Linked DNA regions of Homo sapiens: region 1 is linked to region 2. A link is a contact called in ENCODE Hi-C data. All regions are on one chromosome and are shown on one strand. The core of a region is the stretch at or near the end of the contact, and the rest is flanking DNA. Distances in the headings are between cores, read along the strand shown.

Evidence for each region. Hi-C counts contacts between places; a loop is a spot of excess contacts on that map. Pooled maps may share reads with other maps.
Region 1: a map of K562 shows a loop between it and region 2 (3-fold over the local background). The contact joins two enhancer-like sites. A Hi-C loop is called at or near these places in 1 of 168 maps with a recorded cell type or tissue (K562) and 11 of 50 pooled maps.

Annotation. Positions count from the first base shown.
Region 1 is chr1:168,080,898-168,083,975 of GRCh38, forward strand. GPR161 (G protein-coupled receptor 161) reads right to left here. Exons shown (of 6, transcript NM_001375883.1): 6 at 1-3,078. Among named protein-coding and RNA genes, the nearest start is that of GPR161, 54 kb to the right of the region's middle. RefSeq lists a silencer at 1,394-1,688. Within about 2 kb of position 1,519, at least 12 of the 41 ENCODE cell types and tissues checked have a DNase peak (open chromatin) inside an H3K27ac peak, as active enhancers do.
Region 2 is chr1:167,686,805-167,690,310 of GRCh38, forward strand. RCSD1 (RCSD domain containing 1) reads left to right here. Exons shown (of 7, transcript NM_052862.4): 4 at 3,245-3,316. Among named protein-coding and RNA genes, the nearest start is that of TRP-CGG1-1, 26 kb to the right of the region's middle. RefSeq lists enhancers at 1,039-1,218, 2,446-3,506. Within about 2 kb of position 1,272, at least 7 of the 41 ENCODE cell types and tissues checked have a DNase peak (open chromatin) inside an H3K27ac peak, as active enhancers do.

The DNA.
Region 1 (3,078 bases), core at 269-2,768, 390 kb after region 2:
CTTGTTGCCCAGGCTGGAGTGCAATGGCGCGATCTCGGCTCACTGCAACCTCCGCCTCCTGGGTTTAAGTGATTCTCCTGCCTCAGGCTCCTGAGTAGCTGGGATTACAGGCGCCCACCACCACGCGCAACTAATTTTGTATTTTTAGTAGAGACGGGGTTTCTCCATATTGGTCAGGCTGGTCTCGAACTCCTGACCTCAGGTGATCTGCCCATCTCGACCCCCCAAAGTGCTGGGATTACAGGCGTGAGCTACCACGCCCGGCTGAGGATAGACATTTTTAATAGAAAATCTCATTTTGGCTCCCTTAGACTTCTCAAGTTCCAGATGCTACTTAGCCTTTCCTCCCTGCTCTCTATTGCCTGCTCTTCCTCACCACATCCCTGCTTTTCTGAAAGTCCTTCCTTGCTGTGCAACAAATATGACAAAATTCCCAAGGCAAAAACCTTTAACACCTCCCATCTAGGATAACACTTATATTTTCAAGATTCTCACTTCATTATAGAGATCCCTATAAAAAGGAATAATACACCCTCCCCACAGAGATACTGTGAAGAAACACCAGTGGCTCAGCTTCAGCTGCACCCCAGGCATTGTGCTGCATGCTTTCCAAGTATTTCCTCATAGAATCCAGACAGTCACCCTGTGACGGAGGACTCCCTCAATCCTGTGTGTCTCCACATTGAAACAGATGACTAAACTTCCCTTCACAGATGAGGAAACTCATAAGTAGTGACTTGTTTGAAAACACCCATGTAATTGGAAGCACGGGATCTGAACTCATGACTTAACCATACCCACGTCTTCACCATCCTCACTATATCACACTTGCACTGGGGTAAAATGAGATAAAGCATTTGGAAGTACCTAACACAGCACCTAGCACATCATAGGCCCTCAAATGTCAAACAGGTCAGGCCCACAGAAGGCAGTCACATGCCAGCTCACTGCCTCCTCTTTATAGCCACATCATCCTCAGTTCCTTCCAGACAGGACACAGCCAGGGCTCAAGGCTGAACACATGTTGTGAATGTATCTTGTGGTCCATCCAGAGACATGTCTAATCTGCAAGTATCTAAGAGGCATATTGTCGGGATGGAAAATATTCAGGGAAATCTGAAGAGACTAACCATCTGTCATTGTATCAAAGCATTTTTCCTCCGTCTCCTGTCTCAACCCAAATTCCTTAGCCTATCTATTGCAAATATTTAGTCTCATTGGTTGTTCACTTGTTTACAGAAAGACCACATAGTAGCTCCTCAAATAAGAATCAAGGAACATTGGCACTAGATGGCCCTTGTCTTACACTCCTCAACTCTGCTTCTCCAGGAGCAGTGATCTACCTAAGATCACTCAGTGGCAATACCTGTGAACCTGGATGGGGTCATGCATGTAAGCAGGCTAGCCAGGTGGTCCTTGGTCACCAAGGCCGTGGACTACACGATAAGGGCAAAGGAATTCAAAACAAGAGTGCCCAGCCAGAGGCAAACAAGCTCTCAGGTTCATCCTTGGCTCTGCACAGCCACACCGCTGCCACCTAGTGTCTAAGGGCCTGAACTTCAGTCTTGGTGCCTCTGGCCAGGGAAATGGCTGTGTTGAGCTGTGTGTGTGCTCTGTAATGTGGGACTCCCAATGCCTTCTGGGTCAAAACAACCCCAAACCTGGTATCTGTGGCATAGCACAGGGACCCAATAAGGCGGAAATCTCAATGAAAGAGGCAGAGGTGGGCAGCAGTCCTAAATGTGGTCTTGTCAAAACCAGAAGACACAGGACTGAGTTGTTTAAGCTAACGAGTAGCCAAATGTCCCATGTGCCACTGTCCATGTGGTCCCATCAGGAAGGCTGCAGGCCTGCCACTGCATGGCAGTTTACAGCTAAAGAGCCTGGGTTTAGTGGGGGCACTTGGGGTTTCGACCTTCTGCACTAACGGCAGATATCCTCAGAAATGCTCTCAGGAACTTCAAAATGTGTGAAAATTCTCTTTTCCTTCTCCCCCACACCCCCTTCTCTCTTTCTCTCTAGCTGAATAAAGGCAAATTTGAATTCCTGAATATGGAAAATATGGTTCTAGCTGCCAAGCATCCTTCAAGACTTAGCTCAAACTGTCACTTACCTCATGGAGCCATCCCTAACTCCATATTTGGAAATACCCACCTCCCTCTGAAGCCACACTTCTTTCTATAACCACGACTTGACTTTGCTAGTTATTAGAATCGGTATCCACAGGTCCTGCTCCCTAAATCAGAGTGCACACTTTAGTGGTATTGCCTACAGAGCCTAGCCTGGTGCTTCGCATACACTGGATGTGCAGTGTCTGGTAGACGACTAAATGAATTGGACCTCAGTAAAAAAAGGGAAACACAGTGAATCATTTTGTGAAATGCAGTATTTCTAGATTTAGATTAAATTCTATAATAGCCCAGCTAGTGTGGGGTCAGTGGGGGAGTGGGGGGCTGTCTCAGGATTCTTTCCCTAGAGCCCAGTCTAGTACAGTCAGGGGAACATTCTCCAACCCTTGCGTTTCAAAGCCAAGCTGCTGCACTCAAGAATGCCTACACCTAACCAGCAACCCATCCTAGAGATAAAGGTCTCTCTGCCCTGTTCCACCTCTGTGCACACTAGTTGATCAGGAATATGGTCCCTTCAGAAAGTAGACAAGTGCTAGAAAAAAATATATACAGGGAATATATATAGAAAACGTGAACCACACGCAGACGTAGGAATGCCATCCAGTGATGGAAGCAGAGTGTCTGACCTGCACAGGTGAACCTGCCCTCTGCTCCTTCCCACTCCCATCCAGAAGCTAGGCCAGCGCCTGGCATCCAGGTGACCCAGAATAGTTGAGTTCAATCACCACAGGTAGCAAGACTCCAGGCCTCATGAAAGGTCTTTTACAAACTGCAGACCAGGGGACCAGCTAACCATTGGTTTCTGCCACACAACACAAAAACACAACCTCACCAGGAGCTAGCTGGGCCCCAAAGAAAAAACCACAAGGGTAATTCACTTTCTAGAACAGCTGCCTCTCAGCAACCAGCAAGATCTCCTTGGAATCTACCTTCTGCCAACCAAAGCAGA
Region 2 (3,506 bases), core at 22-2,521:
CTATGCAATGGGTTGAGGTTATGGCCACTCAGAGCTTAATGTGAGACTGCCCCCTGATAGCCTGGGCTTGGCCCAGGAGAAGTCACCACACCATACCGAATCATTTTTCTTATTTGTGAAATTGAGGACAAAATCACTAACCAGATAGATCAGGGAGGCTGGCTAGGGAAGTTTTATCCCCTAGAGTAAAAGCAGAGGGAGTTAGGCTAGTGATTGGGTTAAACAGCTCCATCCTGGCAGCTCTGTGGAAATGCATTCACAGGTTTCACCCCATGGGGCACATCACCCAGAAGTTAAATGGCTTATAATGGCCAAGGGCTGGTTAAGTCCAAGGGCGGATTTTAGAAAATCCTGCCTGGAGTGACAGGCTGCTCGCACATTGAAAGGACACTACCTCCAGGGATCAATGACTTTTCGTGGCCTTGAAATTCACATAGAAGCAGGGCGTAGTGGCTCACGCCTGTAATCCCAGCACTTTGAGAGGCCGAGGTGGGCGGATCACGAGGTCAGGAGATTGAGACCATCCTGGCTAACACGGTGAAACCCCGTCTCTACTAAAAATACAAAAAATTAGCAGGCGTGGTGGCAGGCGCCTGTAGTCCCAGCTACTCGAGAGGCTTAGGCAGGAGAATGGCGTGAACCCCGGAGGCGGAGCTTGCAGTGAGCCTAGATCGCGCCACCGCACTCCAGCCTGGGTGACACAGCAAGACTCCGTCTCAAAAAAAAAAAAAAAAGAAAAGAAATTCACATAGAAATAAAATGAGCAGCCTGCTTTGTCTGGCAGGGCTAATTGGAGGCTGCTGTCCACATTTCTCCTTCCATACTCCTGTAGCTCAGCCTGCAGAGGCTCTAATGCTGGAAACCTTGGGGGCCTGCAGGGAGGGACCCGGTCAGGCTACCCCTCGGTTCCCAATGCACAGTGCCAGGAAGGGTCATTTCATCCCTGCCCCGCTATGCTTGCTCAGGTCTGAGACAGTGGGGTCAGCCCCCTGACAGCACCTGCTGACTGCAGGGCCCCTCCTGATGGCAGGGTGACCAAGAGTTACCCCTCTCTGGAAGAACCAGCTGAAGTTGGGTGTTTAATGCAGCCACAGATCCTGCCTCCTATACTCAGAAAAGGCTGAAAAGCATTCCCATCTGGAAATTAGTCCGTAGTTTCTAGACGTGGTAATAATGTCATGTAAATACAGCTATATATATACATATACAGGGATGGAAGGCTGGTTTTTCTCCACCGGATTGTTAGTCTCAGCCGCTTGCCTGAAGCCCCTTGTTAAACCGTAAGGGAAATGATGCCACCTGCTGTCATTTCCAGGAACTGCACTAGAGGCTATTTTGGATTCTTTCTGCTTTGCAATTCAAATCAATAGGGTTTTATGGAGCATCAGCTGGGTCCCCAGTACTATACTGTGTTTAAGGGGCAGGGTCCACTGAATTTCCACAGACTTCAGAAATCAGTGGTCAGCTGGGGAAGAGAAGAACTAATAATATTACATGAAGTGAGCTTTATCAGCAAAATTGTTGCTGCAGTTTCTAAAAGTTTCTCTGAAAACCCCAGCCCGTGTGAAATTTCCCTGTAAAGCACAGAAACCAAGGGCACTTCCATTGGGGCTGGAAGCTCTTTATACTCATCCTAGATAAAAAGCTCCTTGAAAGACTGCTATAGGAACATACCCGACAGTGAAGACACATGGAGGCAGAGGCAGCAGGAGTCCTTAGAATCATTTATTCCCGCCCAGCTGCATCTTGGTAGAGGAGGCTGAGGCCAAGGGCTTCGTCTGGCTCCTGCCAAAACTAGAATTAGAAGGAGTGGGGATCCTGTAAGTCCAGCCCATGCTCTCCCTTGGTGTTGGGCTGTAAAAAGATCACGAGGAGTTCAGTTGGGTGAGCCTCCCTCCTTCCATCACTAAAACACAATCATCTCACATTATAAATATCTCAGAATCTTCCTAAGAGATCAGTGTAGTTCTTCTTATTGTTCAGGAAAATTAGTACATGGGGTCAAGGAGCAGGTCATACACATTGGTCTCCACACTATGGGGAGATCCCTCCTCTGCCTTGGCCTCTGTCCAACCACATGGAAGTCATCCTCTTCCTTTTCTTCATCATCATCATCCTATCACTGTCACCATTCTCACATGTTTGTGGGGATTTTACGCAAAACACAGAGTTAATATTTTTACATGATATGGATCCCGAAGGCAGACAAGATTCCTGGCATTCATTCATCACAAAAATATCTACAACTAACAGAGAGTACGTATGATTATGTAACACATGCATCAGCCACGGACTGCTCCTGCCACCGAGACTGAATCATGCTCATCTTTGTATGACCCACACAATGTCTGGGACGTAGTAAATACTCAGTAAATGTTTACTTGGTTAAAAAGAATATTCAGGCTGGGCGTGGTGGCTCACGCCTGTAATCCCAGCACTTTGGGAGGTGGGTGGATCACCTGAGGTCAGGAGTTCGAGACCAACCTGGCCAACATGGTGAAACCCTGTCTCTACTAAAAATACAAAAACTAGCCAGGCATGGTGGTGCATGCCTGTAATTCCAGCTACTTGGGAGGCAGAGACAGGAGAATTGCTTGAACCCAGGAGGCGAAGGTTGCAGTGAGCCGAGATTGCGCCATTGCACTCCAGATTGAGGAACAAGCAGGACTCTGTCTCAAAAAAAAAAAAAAAAAGAAAAGAAAAGAAAAAGAATATTCAAATATTCAACATTTTGGAAAATCATAATTTATAAATCATGCCATCGATGGGATTTTCCAAAATATCACTGGGTCCAGGGAGGAATTCCAGTCATACCTCTGTCATCCTGGTCTGGTTTCTTGTTGTGTGTGTGACAAACAGGATGGTAATTTTTGCCCTTTGTCTTTGAAATCCCCCAAATTGTTGATTCACAGTGTTGAAGGTCATGAGGTGAAGATCTTGCTCAGATATAGTTTTCCTTCATAACAACAATGAAGTCACTCTTCCTGGGAGAGACCTTCTGTGTTAAGGATGTCGGCGCTGACTTCTCTAATTCTGATTTGAAGATCTTGCTGTGGTGGGATGAGGGAGGGAGGGGGAAAGTTCACGTCGCCCAGGCCCTAATGAAGTATGTGGGCTACTGAACTAATGAGAAAGTGGCAACACCAACTTCTCTTCTCCTTCTGCCTGTGGCTTTTGGGTTCCAACCAGAACCCCACTTTCCTCACCTTACTTATCTGGTTGTTTTGGTTGATTTGCTCCATAGAAATCACCACCCAATGCGAGCCACCCTCCTAAATTCAAGGTCAAGAGCTCGCCTCTGATTGAGAAGCTTCAGGTAAGTGCAGAATTCATTGTCTATTGCTACCTTTTATCTAACTCCACTTCTTATCCAAAATTTGCATGACTTTGAGGCTCATAGGGGTAGCCTATGTGTCACCTGCATAATTGGCCCCAATAATCAGCCAGTGATCAAATTGCAGTAAACGATAAGGATCTCACAGCCCTGCCTGAGGGAAAAGAACTAA